Regions from separate parts of the Mus musculus genome. Here region 2 is linked to region 1. The links are chromatin loops, found by intact Hi-C in ENCODE. Cell type or tissue: left cerebral cortex. All regions are shown on one strand.

What was found. A loop is a pair of places that touch in the nucleus more often than their neighbours do. Peaks named below come from ENCODE experiments on the same cell type or tissue, not always from the same donor. Only the 100,000 strongest peaks of a DNase experiment are listed, where the experiment ranks them.
Region 2: it touches region 1 in a loop (2.1-fold over the local background); 5 of 42 quality-filtered maps call a loop at or near these places.

Annotation. Positions count from the first base shown.
Region 1 is chr9:68,396,640-68,404,639 of GRCm38, reverse strand. No RefSeq gene overlaps it. Among named protein-coding and RNA genes, the nearest start is that of Gm22169, 61 kb to the left of the region's middle. In left cerebral cortex, no CTCF peak of the experiment used is centred here; DNase peaks (open chromatin) are centred at 939, 1,406, 2,272 and 3,440.
Region 2 is chr9:68,342,973-68,350,972 of GRCm38, reverse strand. No RefSeq gene overlaps it. Among named protein-coding and RNA genes, the nearest start is that of Gm22382, 66 kb to the right of the region's middle. In left cerebral cortex, a CTCF peak has its summit at 3,388; a DNase peak (open chromatin) is centred at 3,370.

The DNA of each region.
Region 1 (8,000 bases):
GAACAGCAGAATAGCACCTTTCAGAAAATATGTGTTCTAAGACTGTGTCCAATAGTCTCTGGAACCCTTGACCTGAAGGATGCCGGTGTGCATGGGGTTAAGTATTGTCGGTGTTTTAACTGGGGTGGAGGGTTGTCTATACTGAGTTCAGAGTATACTCCAATGGCCACTATGGGTCTTCAGACTCTCAGTAAAGAATTTGTGACAAGTTAAAAAAAAAAGTTGGGTAAGAATTTACTAGTGTTTGTACCAGTTTGACATTGTTACTGCATCCATGGCACATGACCCTTTCATGTTTTGTAACCGGATGGATGGGAACTGGAGAAACAGAATAGCCAGGTACCAGAGAGTTGAGAAGCATTGAGGAGGACTATAGATTTCAGGATTTGTTTCACCTTAAAGTTTTGAGACATACAGTTGACCTGGCTGACTCCATATCAATGACATGAGGATACCTATAAGAAGAGCAGTCAATCTTTTGTAATTTTGAATATTCCCTACATGATGCTATTATGTAGTCACATGAGGCAAGTGGTGAGTGGAGTTTCCTAAATTTTAATGTGCAAGAAAATCACTTGTGACCTGATTGAAATACAGATTCATTAATTATAGAGTGGGGGGGTTTGCAAGCCAGCAACCTTGCAAGCTCCCAGGTAAGGCCCAGATTATGTGCATAGACCACGCTTCTCAAGTTAGATTCACATAAACTGTGAGCGTGTATCTAATCAGACTGTAAACACTCACAGAGCAGGGGTTAAGATCTGCTCTGTAGAAACAAATACAAAGGAAGGGTAGACAGCACCGAAGAGATGAACACTCAGACACAGATGCCAACTAGGAAGTAGCCAGATAAGACCTTAGCCCAGGACAACCAATGCTCATAATCACCATGTCCCCGCTGCACCGTATCTTTGTGGAGGCTATTTCTGGTGTTGATTTGGGCTTCCATCTGCTCTGTTTCCTCTCTTACCCACCACTCCCACCCCCACCCAGTCACTGGTTTTCCAACAAAGTAACTTGTGGAAAATTATATAATTCTCTTGGCTCAATTAAAAAGAAAAGCAAATGTGCCCATGTGGCAGTTTAACCCTAGGTAAACCTCGATGCCCCACCTCTGGATTCCAGTAAACTTGGGTAGGAGTTTCTTCTAGGAGTTAGGAACAGTCGGAGAGAAACCGACAAAGGGAAACAGGCTAAAACTAATCCTAAAACATAGCACCTCACAGAGTCCACGAACTTCTTCATTAGGGAATCTTGGTCTCCTAAGGGATAACAAGTCAGTAAAACCCTGTGTTGACATCCCAGACCAGGCTAGGCTACAGAGGGAATGACTCACAAGGTCCTTTCTGAACCCCTTTAACATTCAGCTCCATGACTTTGCAGCCATAGCCAAGAAAATGTGACTATCAGAAGACCTTGGCTGGGAGTGCTGTTCTCAGGGTCCTTGGGTCTCTTGATGTCCCACGTCATTCCTGCCTGGAAGGACAGCCAGTCCTGTCTCTGCTTCCAGAGGACTTTGAATGTGTCCCCACATCACACTAAAGTGAAGTCAGTGTATGAGACTCTCATTAGAACCTAAGACTTCCTAGTCCACGGTAGCCACATCTTACGTAGTCCAATGTATCTTTAGCTGCTAAGGGTACTGCATGGGTTTAGTCTGCAGAGCAGTTTGATAGACATACTTCTGTTTTCTGTGTAGAATCAGCCAACACTGGGATAATTCAGATAACTGGCAGGCACACGAGACCTGACAGGAAGTCCTCTCAAGAAGTCATCAGATCAACAAGGAAAGTAGCTGCTGGAGAATGAGAACTCTAGGTTGGAAGAAGACAGCAGACATATACAAGCAAGGAAAGATGATTAGAGTGATCTTCATGGTTCTGGGGTGGGCCTACACATTGCAGAGGTTGTTTGGCACGCAGCCATAATGCTCTACAGTCAGCCAAGGAGACAATAAGCCCTTGCCGTAAACATAAGGATGCAATGTTCAAGTCCTGTCCTCAAGCTCCACCCCAGAGGGTCTGCCAGAGGATGTTGGTGGGGGTTGGCTCCCGAGGTGACAGATCTGGAACGGGAAAGGACATGCACGTCTCCAAACATCCAGACAAGTTGAAGGACATACCTGTGTCTGGGGATTTGGCTGCATGGGGCTGGGGAATTGCCAGCTTCCCAATCTAGCTCCTGTCTTAATAGTGTTTTATAGTGTTTTATGTTAATTAAATGTCGACTGTAGGCATGTGCCAAGAGGCCCTGCAAAATCTGGTGCGTGGGGACAAGGGGACAATTGTACTTACTGCAGCAGCTGTCCCCAGATGCCCACAGACCAAAGTGTGAGAGGGAGAATAGCCCTCATCTGGGCTCTCTACAGAGCTCATTGGAAGTAGACATTAGCGGCAGAGGGGGCTGAGGACCAGGCTGGGGCTTCTGCTTAAATAGATAACAACAGGATTGGACTGCTACCTCATGCCTGGGCCTATGCCTTGTACCTTATCCCTCATCTCCTTGCTTCCAGTAGAAACTGCCTCTGCTGGTAAATTGAAATTGGAGCATATAGGAGGAAGGTAGAGACTGGTGCACAGCAGAGGCAAATCTGCCAAGAGTTTGGATCATGGAGGCACAGGCTGGTTTGCTTATTTTATAGCCTCAGGCTGCACAAGTCACATCTCACATATTAGAAGCATTTATTGTAGGCCAGACCCTATGCTGAGGCTGCACATGGCCCCACAAAGCTGTCCACAGAGGAAGAGTCCACTGTCGAGAGGAAATAGGAGAGGAAAGATGTTAGGTGGCTCTTGGAAATGATGCTTTCTAGGTGGAAGATAGCTCAGGTCGGGGAGTACTAACTTTGTAGCATCAAGATCTGAGTTCACCCAGAATTAAAAGATTTAGGTGTGGTGTGCATCCTTCTGACCCCGCATAGAGGAGACAGAGTCCGGCAGCTCCCTGGGGCTTGACAACTATCTTCAGGTAAAAGTCTCTCTCTCTCTCTCTCTCTCTCTCTCTCTCTCTCTCTCTCTCTCTCTCTCTCTCTCTCAAAATAAGTAAATAAATAAAGATGAATGGAGTCCTAAGGGACAACACCTGAGGCTGACCTCTGTCGTCATCCACACACATATGTGCACACAGATCTACATACATACACACAAGAAGTTGTGCCCCAATTAGAAGCAGGGCAGAAATTTCAGGCAGCTTTGCACAGGACTTCCTGTGTGCTTAAGCATCACCCCAGTTGCCTTCCAGCCTGTGAGTTTGAGGCTCTTCAAACTCTTCAGCAAGAAAGTTACAGTTACAGGCCTTCCTGAAGAGAATGAGCGTCAGTCTCCTCCTTCCACCCTCCCCTGCTGCTACTTCTCCTCCCTGCCTTCTGTGAATCTTCCCAATCCATGTCTACTCTCTGGGAGAGAGGGGAGGGTTATCTAGCGGCTTCTTGAAGCATCTTTTCAAGGCTCCGCCTCAGCGGCCCAAAGTTGCAGCCTTGTCCAAACTGTCAGAGCCATCTGCCTGCAGTCTGTGTGGCAGAAAGACCATCTGTCAGCCTCTGACCCTTGCCTGTTCATCTCACAGACCACTTGGGCCAGCTCCATGCTTGCTGAGAGCCTCTGAGGTTTCAGTCCATCTCCCCAACCTGACTGACAACTCCCAGGCAGCTAGAAGAGGGAGACAGAGGGCAAGATGAGCTGAGAAACCATGTTCTCCCTGGGAACACAAGCACGAAAACACACACACACACACACACACACACACACACACAAACACATACACACACACACATACACACGCACACACACAGCGGGGGAGGGATGGAGAGAACATACTTTCTAGTTTGCAACATTTTCTGTCATTCCTTATTGTAAGCCGTGACTCATCACAAATTCTCTCTTTATGGTATAGGGGATACAGGGCAGGAATGAGCACCCTAATTCTGCCTCATCAAGTTAAGTTGTAGAGAGTCAATGAAAATGTCAACATTAAAGGATTATCTCAAAGTATTGTTCATGGTCCCTTGCCTGTAGCCCTGAAGCCTAGGAGCTCCCAGTCGAAGCTGCATAGTAGAATGCTTGCAATATAATGTCAATGCTTGGGGACTGTCACAGGCCAATCAGTTCTGACGCCATAAAACAAGGACTAGAGGTGGCATTTTGGAAAAGCTTCCTAGATCACTCAAATAAGAATGGTGAAGTGAGATTGAGTTACCACAGAGATGTGGGAAATAGGAACAGTTAGGAAGGAGGGAAGCAGAGGGCAGGAGGCCCTGTTGGACAAGGATGATTTCGACCAGAGGATAAAGCAGGCATGATGGATCTATAGTGAAGATAAGCATGGTGTTTGGGGAGGGGAGAGGCTGTGTACTAGGACATAAGGAGAGGCGGTGAGTACTAGAGAGGGTCCATGATGGGGAGACAGTGGCTGCTTCTGTGGATGCATGAAGCAGGTAAGAATAGTCTAGATCCTTTCCTAACTCCTACTAGAGGTTCACTGAAGACTTTTAAGCAATAGAAACAGAATATCTGGCGTTGTATTCTAGAAAAGATTACCTTGGTTCTATATGGAAGGTGGATTACAGTGATGTTGTTGAGGAATTAGAGGGCTAGGTATAGACACAAGCATAAGGGCCTGAGTTCTATCCATACGTAAAGAAACCAGTCATGCTGGTACACACTTGTAATCCAACTGCCAGAGAAGCAGAAACAGGCAGAGCTCTGGGGTGAACTGATCAGCCTGATTCCCCAAACTGAAGAGTTCCATGTCAATGAGAGATGCTGTCTCCACAAAACCAGATGGATAGTGGTCCCGAGGAGCAAACCTGACCTTTGGCCTCTGTGTGTACACACAGATGCTGCACAGACATGTCCCCAAAGTAAAAGACCTGGAACAGAGAGATCAGTTGGGCTCTGCAGGATGGCAGGAGGGGTACAAGGGTGGAATTAAACTAACAGTGTGCTTTGTGATGCCAGGAACTTTGATAGACAGAATTGTGAAGACAAAAAGCTAACATGCTATAGGGAGAAAAAAAAGTCCTGATCTCCCAAGGACAGGGTAGCAGCTGAACCAACACTGACAGATGCCTAACTCTGGACTGCTCAACAGAGAAAATAAAAAAAGCATACCCATATTTGTGATAGCAATTGTAGTCTAGTTTCCATTATAAGAAGCATGGGGGTTGTGGGCTGTTAGAACTACTACTGTGTATCAAGGCTTATTCCCCAGGATATATAAAAATCAGTGATGTTGGGGTGGGCTAAGGCTCAGTCATCAGAGCGCTTGCCTAGCGTTCATGAAGCCCTGGGTTTGATCCTCAGCACTGCAAAAAGCAGATGCCGCCCCTGCTGGTAATCTTAGCATTTGAGAAGTGGAGATAGGAGGACCAAAGTTCAAGGTCATCCTTGGGTACATTGCAAGTTCGTGTGTGTGTGTGTGTGTGTGTGTGTGTGTGTGTGTGTGTGAGAGAGAGAGAGAGAGAGAGAGAGAGAGAGAGAGAGAGAGAGAGAGAGAGAGACCCTTATTTACACCTAGATTTAAAATAGTTTGGAGAATTTGCTTCCAAAAGTTGAGAGAACCAAAAATATCTCAGAACCCCAACAGAAGCACGGACTGGCTGCTCCTTTTTGGACAGGACCCACCATCAAGAGCATAGCTCTGGAGTAGCTAAAATTTGATGCTTCCAAATATGACAGTCTAAGGCCAACAAAAACAAGCTGGGGGAAGTGATCTCTTAGGGGAGGGAGAGGGTGTTGAGAACCCAGTTAGGACTATGGATAGGGGGAAAGGGAGATAGGGAACAAGTGAAACTGTCCCCCTACCTCAGTTTTCATGGTTTCCAGGACCATGCTTTCTCAGTTAGAACTTGCAGTGGGACCACAAGAAGAAAAAGGAAGGGCATCGTGGCTGGGGCTAGGGCAGGTGGCTGATTCCCTAGCAGAGAGCCCAAGGTCCCAGCAATGCACAGACCCTGCAAACTCTCTACAATCCAACACTAGCAGCTAGCAGTGGAGGTGGGCCAAGGCAGGGAAGTTTCTCCTTCCAAGGTGAGTGGGAAGACAGACACCTGACATTGCAGGTGGAAATACTAAGTGGAACTTATTTTAACACATCATTTTATCAGTGGTTAAGTGATATTGTACTTTACTTTTATTGTCCTTGCATCAAGTAGCGATCTGATCTAGTCTAAGCTCTCAGTCTTTCTTAAATACCACATGAGAGACACCATGCTTGAAAAACTGACTTATAAAAGAAATTTATTAATATTTAAGAGATGTCCATATAAAGTTTGAGGGGGGTTGGGATATAGCCCAGCAGTAGAGCACTTGCCTATCCATGGCCCTGAGTTCTGCCCCCCTCCCCCAACACTGAGAGATAGATAAGTTAAATGAAGAAAGAGATGATGGACAGAAAATGGGTCATATTTACAGGATTTCAGTAAATGTATATATCATGCAGTGATAAAATCAGGACAGTTCGAATGGCAGCCATTCTTAACATTCATCAATTTTTATGAGAACATTCAAAACCCTCTTTTAGGCAGTTTGGAGTTTGCAAGACCCCACTGCTAACTTCAGTGACCCTACTGTGCTGCAGACCACTAGAGCCTATTTTTGTGTCTGGGAACTAAGGCTTGCCTGCAACATCTGCACATTGTAATAAGAAACATGCATATTTAAGTGAACATATTTTGGGTCACTAGGTACTGTGACATGTCTTGACATTTAATGCTTTGGACATCTCATTTTGACTCACTGGATGAATAAAAAAATATTTTTTTAATTGAAGGCATTGTATTTTGGGGTTAAAAAATTCTCATTTCACCATGAAACTATCACCCAGAAATAAGTGTATTTTTCATGCAGAAGACTACTTTAAAAGTCTGGAAACTATATCTAAATGGAGACCGCCGAACCTTTTCATTTTTAACTCCCCAGTTTTATGAAGTAGAAGCAATGATATTTAGAAGAAATATTCTGAGCAGTAACCAAGAACATCTTAGGTACTCAGAGCACACTATTCAAAATTATTAAGGGATTTATTTTGTTTGACTTATGCGTGTTGTGTGCATATGTATGTAATGTGCATGAAAGTATGTCCCATGGTCCACATGTCAAAGTCAGAGGACAACTTGCAAGGGTCAGTTACATTACCTGTGGTCAAGGTCTAGGTCAGGTGCGCCCATGCTCTGGGCCTTTTCTCTAAAGGATTAGAAATAAGAGCTCACAGTGTTTCGCAAAGAAACAAGATCATTTTGTTTGAAGCTAAATGATAATAAATATTAAAGAATGACAGCTGGCCACATGAGTGAGTGTACTCTAGCAGCCTAAGCTATAACCTGGAGTCTCTTTTTCTGGGACTGAAAGGTTTCTATGTGGTATAGTTTGGTTGGTTCTCTGCTTTAACAGATTATGTAATCATCTCTTTGTTGTAAATGTCACTCACCACAATGTATCTGATTTTAATTATAAGCATGCCTAATTATGTATGGGCATAAGATGGTAAATAGAGAATTCTCCCTAAACACTACTAGAAGACAGTCTTTCTTTACTACGTATATACCCAAAACTAGTTCAGGCCAGATCAGTGCTTCTAACGTTCATACCTAAATACATTTGGGACTATACTTACATGGAAACCATGGAAATTTGATTGTTATCAGGGGCAAAAAAAAGTCATACTATTGTTTAGAGATGGAAGTACTACATTAGCCAGAGGTTAGGTGAGAAGTGACAGGTTTGTATTGCTAAGTACATGGGTTAAACCTTTTAAAGATAAACTCAGAGGGACCAAAATGTATCAGTCACATTTAAAGGCTGAAACCTCAGCACTCTGGAACTCAGTTAACCAAGAGAGAGGCAAAGTTTGAATTCTTCTCTTCTCTCTCTGTGTCTCCCATATGTCTATGGTTTGTGGATTCTGGCTTTTCTGTGGTCTGTCTTATAAATGTATGTATAATGTCTTATGTATGTATAATCTGTTCCTACTGCCCATGTATGTCTCTAACAAGTCGATTTGCT
Region 2 (8,000 bases), 54 kb after region 1:
GTGTGTGTGTTTGTGTGTGTGTGCACGCATGCATGTGGAGGCCAGAAGACAACCTTGAGTGCTATTCCTCAGACACTGTCTGCTTTGTTTTGTTTATTTGTTTGTTTGTTTTGTTTTGTTTTTTGAGACTGTGTCTCTCTTGACTTAGAACTCACCGAGCAGGATAGGCTGGCTAGCCAAACAACACCAGAGGTCTGCCTGTCCCTGTGTCCCAAGAACTAGGATTACAAGGACTCCAGCACACCAAGGACTCCAGCACACCAAGAATACTTTTGAAATGAGTTCTGGGGATTGAAGTCAGGTGCTCCTGCTTCCATGGCACGCCCTGTATAGACTGCACTACCTCCCAAGCTCCTACATGTATCGCTTCATATAAGAACTCTGAGCTCCAGCATCTCCTCTGCCTACACACAGATCAGGTCATACATGCAAGGGACTGGCCAGCTTCTCGATCCTAGCACTCTGTCACAAATGACCAGCAGGTGTTGATGTCTAAGTCACCTCCCCAGCCCATGGGTAGAAGAATCCTAGGATCGTATTCCCGTTCCATCGTCTCCAGCTGAGTTGAAGACTCTAGTTACCACAGCAGCAATGCCACTGGCTGCTTGGCCTTCTCTCTTTTCTCTACTCACCTTCTCCTGGGATTACCTCACAATTAAATTACGTGTGCTCAAATCCTTGTCTTTGGGTTTGTGTCTAGGAGAACCCAAAATAACTCTCCAACCAATTTATTACCAGCTAGGCAGCAAATAATTCCCCCACTAACTCAAAATTTGTGGAAATCAAAATTGAAAAAAACATTTAATTAAAAAAAATTTAAGAAGACTTGGCAATTTGATGGCTCTTGGAGTCCGGGTGATCCTGGTAGCTATGGATGCACTGAAGGATCTGACTGCCCTCAGCATCCACCCAGTTGCTGAGGGTTGTTGTCTGTTGATGTCAGGTGCTCCAGCTTCTTTTGTAGGACTTTCTACACTTATCCTCCTTGTTATGCATTGCAGTCACTTCTAATTCTTTCAGAACACCTTGTTTCAGACCTCTGAGCCTCTGAGTTATTTCTTATTTTTCTAGAATTTTCTAGTCATCGTTTGAAACACATGAAAGCTGAGGCTTTTTCCTGAAACCCTTATGTTTCATTACATTGAACTGGTGGAGTCAACTAATGCTTTGATTATATCTGCATCCTAGTGTCAAATGGCACACTGCTAGTTCTATATCAACATAAAAGTGAGTAAAACCGAAAGGCCCAATAGACTTCCACCCTGGTTTTCTAATACCCATTGTAGAGGGCATCCCAGAGCAGGATGGGTTTTAACAATTACTCATATTGTATTCCACAGCTAGTTGGATTAGGATGCAATCAGTAAGCCAATAGGCAGCACCTGAATACAGACACAATCCCCTGAGAATGGAGAGATGTTATTCAACAATTCAGTGTTTGAGGATCTGGAGAAAATAGCTTCATAGTTAAAAGAACTTACTGATATATCAGAGTACCATGGTTCAGACCACAGCACCCATGTTAGGAGACACCAAAATATGTGTAACTCTAGCTCCATGAGGCTTGTTACTCCCTTCTTGTCTCTGTAGGTTAACACATACGCATGTGAGATTGTATGGATGCATGCTCGAGCACGAGTGCGTACCCCCCCACCCCCACCCCACACCCACACACAACACATACTTGAGGAAAAAGCAAGCAAAATGCATATGTTGCCATCTGCATGGAGATAGGCAGTATACATCAAAAGAACAGAAACAGACTTCCGGATGGGGGTCAGATACAAGATTGATATACAAACATCTTTTAACCACCACCCACTTGGAAAAATGTTTTCATCTTTAATAGCTGTGAACATATTACATGCCTGCTAGCAGCCATTCGGGAGCTGTGACACATGTGGAGGAAAGCAATATGCTTTGGCAGGTGGTAGGAAAGATGAACTCAGTGAGCGGAAAGATGGACGGGCTGATAAAGCTATTTGAGAAACACATACTACAGGCCTTAATGTGATCGCAATAAAAACATTAGCAACCTCCTTCCCGTGTAAAGATTCAGACTCTGTTGAAACATGAGACAGGAGAGAGTAAGCAGCTTGGAGATTGGTGTAGAGGAGACACCACATATGCAGACCACTCAGATCAGTTATGCCCCCTTTTTACTTTCTATAATCAAATGCAATTTATAATCACTGTGCTATTTGGGGGACTTTTTAAAATTTGACCTCTGTGTGTGTATGTGTCTTTCTCTTTCTGTGTTTGTCTATATGTGAGTGCTGGTGTGATTGTGTGTGTGTGTGTGTGTGTGTGTGTGTGTGTGTACACAAGCATGTGGAGGTCAGAAGACCCCAGTTGTTGTCTACCTTTTCTTTCTCACTAGCCTGAAGCTCCCCAAGCAGGTCACGCTAACTAAGATGCCCCTGACTCTGCCTGCCTAGCATAGGAACCTAAGCATGTTTGAATACACTTGGTTTTAAAAGAATAAAACATGGTTTTTTGAGATCGAATTCATATCCTTGTGATTACAAGGAAAACAGTTTGCTAACTGAGCTATCCCTGTAACCCTCTTTATAACACAAAATCTGAATTTTTAATGTCTTTTGTCAGATCTCTCATTGTCCCCTCCCAAGTAGGTTGCAAAGTGAAGGATTAGGGTTTTGTATCTTTCAATTGAATATCAAATGTGCACTAATCATCCACAGAGGCTTCAGACTACAAAGCTATCAGTAGGTCATTACTACAGGGAAAAAAAAGTCATTAACCCACTGCTGGAGAAGTTAAATTTGGGCGTTACCAAAACTGAGTGGCATCTGCATGCCAGGCACAGTTATAGCACTGGTATGAGCACCTGTCAATCAAAGCAGCCATGACTGAGACACTCCTGCCCCATTCCTAAGACATTCAAGATTGGTGGCTGGAGAACCTAGGCCATCAGCTCAGTCACCTGGTCAGGTGAGGCTTCTCACAAAATAGGGGCGACTAGTTCAAAGAAAGGCATGACAGCTTTGTTCAGTCCATGCCCTACAAACCCAAAGGGCTAAATGAATTACCCCAAATCTGCAAGCACAAAATATTTCAGAAGGCCGCTGTGAGTGGGCCTGGCAGATTCTCAAAGTGAAGAGACTGCAAATTACTCACTTGATATTTTGAGCATATTTTATATGCTTACATTTGTTTAAAAAAGAAAAAAAACCCTGTCGAAGTCGAGGAGAAGAGACTGTTAGTTGGAAAGTCTATGAGGAAACATAAGTATGAAGTCAGTGTGTACAGCTTCCAAGAACAGTGAGTAAGCAAACCACATCTTGACTTCAACTGAGTGTCAGTTCCACGGAAATATATGCAGGGTATTAATGCTATACTTGTGTTTACTTTCACAACCGCCAGGCCTGTGTGAAAATCAGCTTCACAGCCAAACAGAGTGATAAAAATGACAACTCCAGGAACACAGAAGCCACTTTGCAAGTTCTGCCTTCATTTTTTTTCTGTGTAATCTCCGGAAAGGGGGGAAAATGTCTTCTGTTCAGCCGCACCATCTCCCCATCTCTGAAGACCCTGCATTCAGCAGTGGAGAGTGAGTCATACACAATTCAAGCCACACACACACACACACACACACACAAAATGCCACTTGTGCTCCAGCTACTGCTAAGAGGTAGGTGGATGCTGTTCTCAGTCAGAACTTCCTATGTGTCAGAGCAGAGTCAACTAGTCCTTACTGGAGATGGATGGATAGATAGATAGATAGATAGATAGATAGATAGATAGATAGATAGAGAGAGAGAGAGAGACAGAGAGACAGAGAGACAGAGACCCAGTGAAAGATGGAAAGAGAGACAGAAAGACTCAGAACTAAGGAGGAGTTCAGATTCCCTGTGGCTAGAAAGAAGGTTTGCCTCCTCTGTGTCACCTCTCTCTCATGAATTTCTGGTAGGCTACAGCACAAGTGTTCAAGGCCGATACTTTAACCAGACTAAAATATGTTTGAGAAGAAAATTCACAAATCATATGAATTAAATGGAAATTCAAGATAACAAAGGGCAAATCTGTTAAAAGTCCATGATATGGGCTCAGAATGCAGCTCAGTTTGTAGGATGTTTGCCTAGCATACACAAAGCCCTGAGTTTGATACCCAGCACCAATGAAACCAGGAATGGTGGTGTATGGCATTAATTCCAGCACCCAGATGGGAAACAAGAGTCTCCAAAGTTTAATGTCATCACTGTATACATAGTGAGTCTAAAGACACTTTGCTGTGATGGGCCATTTGAAGAGGCTTTAGGAGACACTGCCCAGTTAAATGGGGGACACTTGGATGTATGGCCTGCTTCACAATGTGAGGCTAATACACAGAGAGAGCTGTGTGTTCCTGAGACTTCTGTGTGATTCTCTGAAGTTTTGGTTTTCTTGCCTGAAAAAGTGGGTCTAGCACTAACTACTTTGAGGACTGAGTCAGATAATACAAGTAGAACAGTAGCTAGTATATAATAAAGACTGGGTAGGTTGTTAGTTCCAGACAGGCTGTCTGGCCATAGACAAGGGAGGCATAGAGAACAGTTCTGAGTATGCATGGTAGAGAAATGCTAAAGTTTGAAGCCACTCCCTTATATCACTTGCTGCTCTGGTTTTAATGTGAGATGCCCTCCTTCGCCCGAAGACTCCTGTGTTTGAACACCTGATCACCAGTTGGTTGTACTATTTGGGAGGACTGTGGAACCTTTAAGAGGTGGAGCCTTGCTGGAGAAAGTAGTTCACTGGAGGTAGGCCTTGTGTTTGTATAACCTGTTTATTCTCTGTTCTTTGAATATGAATTTAATACAACCTCCCTCTTTCTACCACCAGGGTTTCCAGCTAAGATAGACAAGATGGTTGAACGGTAAACCAAAACAAACTCTTCTTTCCTTACATTGCTACTTGTTGAATCATAACAATAAGAAAAAATACCTAATATTCCTGGGACATCCATTTGACTTTCCTTTTGGAATCTAACTCAAAATAGAGCACGCCTTTTTTTTTTTCCTTATTGGTCAATGAATCCATTTTGTGGCCAATACAGTACAATCAGAAACCTACCCCAAATAGTCAGACACCCCTAGCTGAAAAAGCTAAATACCCACTCTATCTAGAAAGGGCTGAATTTTCATGAAAATGGATTTAAGAGATGATCTGAAGCTGGGCAGTGGTGACACACGCCATTAATCCCAGCACTTGGGAGGCAAAGGCAGGTGGATTTCTGAGTTCAAGGCTAGCCTGGTCTACAGAGTGAATTCCAGGACAGCCAAGGCTACACAGAGAAACCCTTTTTTGAAAGAGAGAGAGAGAGAGAGAGAGAGAGAGAGAGAGAGAGAGAGAGAGAGAATATGAATATCTGATACTAAAAAGAGTTGTCTCCCTAACCAACTGTAAGAAGTTTTCAATACATGACAACTGGAGCCAACCTGGAAGTGTTCAGGATGGTGTAGATAGCCCTCCCCAAACTTATAGCAGATTATTATACCCCCACATTCATTTCTGTTATTTTACCTATTTCTTCAGCACAAGCATTAAAATGTTGAGCTGTGTCCCCATTAATTGATCACCTTGACACTCTACAGCCATAGCCAATGAGTTGAAAATGACTTTACCCAAGGAACACTCTACCAAAAGAAAGGGCAATAAAGGGGCCATTTCACAACCATCCACAATGACTCCCAAATTTCACATTTCTACCTCTGATCTGGCAATTATAGCTACAGACTGAAGATTTTCAAGCAATTTCTGCCGTTCCAGGTGCAGGCAGAGCTGTTTAATGGGCGTTTGCAGGTTAGGAGGGAGTTTATGGGACTCCTTCTCTATGGCCTCCCAAAACCCAGCTGCAAAATCTAGAGACCCTTGCAAAACAGTTTCTCACTTAACAATATAGAATCAGAGAGCCACTTAGAGGAGCTAAAATTGAACTGTTGAGTAGCAGGTTTCAGAGGAGGGAGGAAAGAGCCAGCCCCAATGTCCTTCAGTCAATGTTTCCAGAGGACATCTTTAGCCAGAGCACCAGATTGCCAGCGTGTGATGAGCCTTTGCCTTCCAGGCGAGACCTGCCACACATTTTCTTTTCATACACCATAGGCTGGGAAGTACGTTATAGAATCTACAAGCAACTTAAAAGTCAATTTTTATAATCGCTTCTGCACGGAATGGCCCACTTTCCCCCTAGAGCTTGGGGATTTCATCATATTAAGGAGAGACTCTGAAAGAGGCACTTTCTATCCAGCAACCAGATACATCTTCAGGCAATGTCTGCAAGAGAAGAGGGGCTCTCACACCAGCATGCAACTCCCCAGCAATCATTAATAAGACCTTGCAGGTCACCTTCGAGGAATGTATACAAAACAACTGTCTGTCTTGTTAATCAGGCGGTACAATTCTTGATATACAGAAAGCATACTGATGTCAGTATTCCTCACTCATAACTGTTCCTGTGTTGATTTTGATAAAGCATCAGTTGTACCAGGGCAAACCTGCCTCTGATTTCTCCTACCACCCAGCTTAGTCCAGCCTGATATGCACTGGGACAGTGGTAATTAACCTCTTGTGTCTGTCCCTCTATGTAGGAGGCTTTTGTTACTTAGTTCACCCTTCACGTCAAGACCAGGATTACCCAAGAGGCAGGTGGAGCATTTGAATCCATGGGGTAAAGGTTATTCCATCCATATGTGATAAAAACCAGAAGGCTTTAGTGAGACCGCAGACTACTCAGGTCTCAAACTCTTCCCTTGTCTCCTGTCTCCCTCACCTCAATAATCTTGCACCAGCCACCTGGAACTTCTGCTTTTGGGAGGTTCTGGATCCCTTAACACTTATAGTCCTCAAGGGTTGCACTGTCCTGATTTCTGCACAGAAAAATGTTACTCATTTTGGAAATCACCTCCTCTCTGAAGTTTCTCCTATGACCTTTAGACCTAGACCAGTTTCTTCTTCCCAGGTGTTCTCATACCCATTTCTTTGAAGGCAGCCATAAGATGGATGAGTTCTATAAAGACAAGAGATGGGGGTCCCAACTGGAGGGCAAGTGAGAGCAGGGTCCCTCCCTGGGTGTGGATAGGCCATTTGTCTCACTTTCCACATCCCTTAACCTACTCAATCCCCATCATGTTTGCACATGCATGTGCCACCAATGCAAATACGGTGGCCGACAGCCTGACTCAAAGGGTCCATTATCAGTGAATGACAGGACTTAGATGCAAACCTGCCTCTATCATCACTGAGTCCTTTAGAATGGAACTCCACAAGTACAGGAATTTGTATACAAACCACTAATAAATGTTGCAGTAAGTGCCCAGCAAGTGTGACTATGGGAGGACTGGGTAAGGGTCAGCAGCCACCTGTGAGGTATCAACTCCATACTGGCTGGGATGGAGCTTTTCAAGCCAGGAAGAGTTAAGTCAATGATCCTTCATCTCAGCAAAGGTGTTGACTGCTCCTTAGGATCAAAGAATCATCCTTTCTCTAGAAACATTTACCTAGTGCAGGCAGCCTATTTGTGAGTGGCATCACTCTGGTACCCTCTCTCTGTAGCAGCTTGGTCCTTCTTGTTGTTAAGTTCGTCATGACATACCATGGCAGTTAAATCATAATCAATTTCCCATACATTTAAACCTTCTTTTACCATCTGGGCAAGCATCAATTTGGATCCATCATTTTTGGTAGACCTCATAGTGGGCAGTTCTGTGCCAAACACAGCAGGTGTCCAAGAGTTCTTGTTAAACCTACATATTGAGGACTCTAAAACGTGGAGGGATTAAGTTTGTTTGTGTGTGTGTGTGCTGTGTGAATGTGTATGTATACACGTGTGTCGTGTTAACAGCATCTGAATTACTCTTAAGCTAGTCACACTGAGGAGAATACATATTGTGATCATCTAAGAGTGGAAATATAAAGTCTCTAAAATAAGGTTTCAAAGGAAAGCAGAATTGGAACACAGAGGCACAGGGAGAAGCTGACAGATAGGACTAGGAGGAACGGAGTGT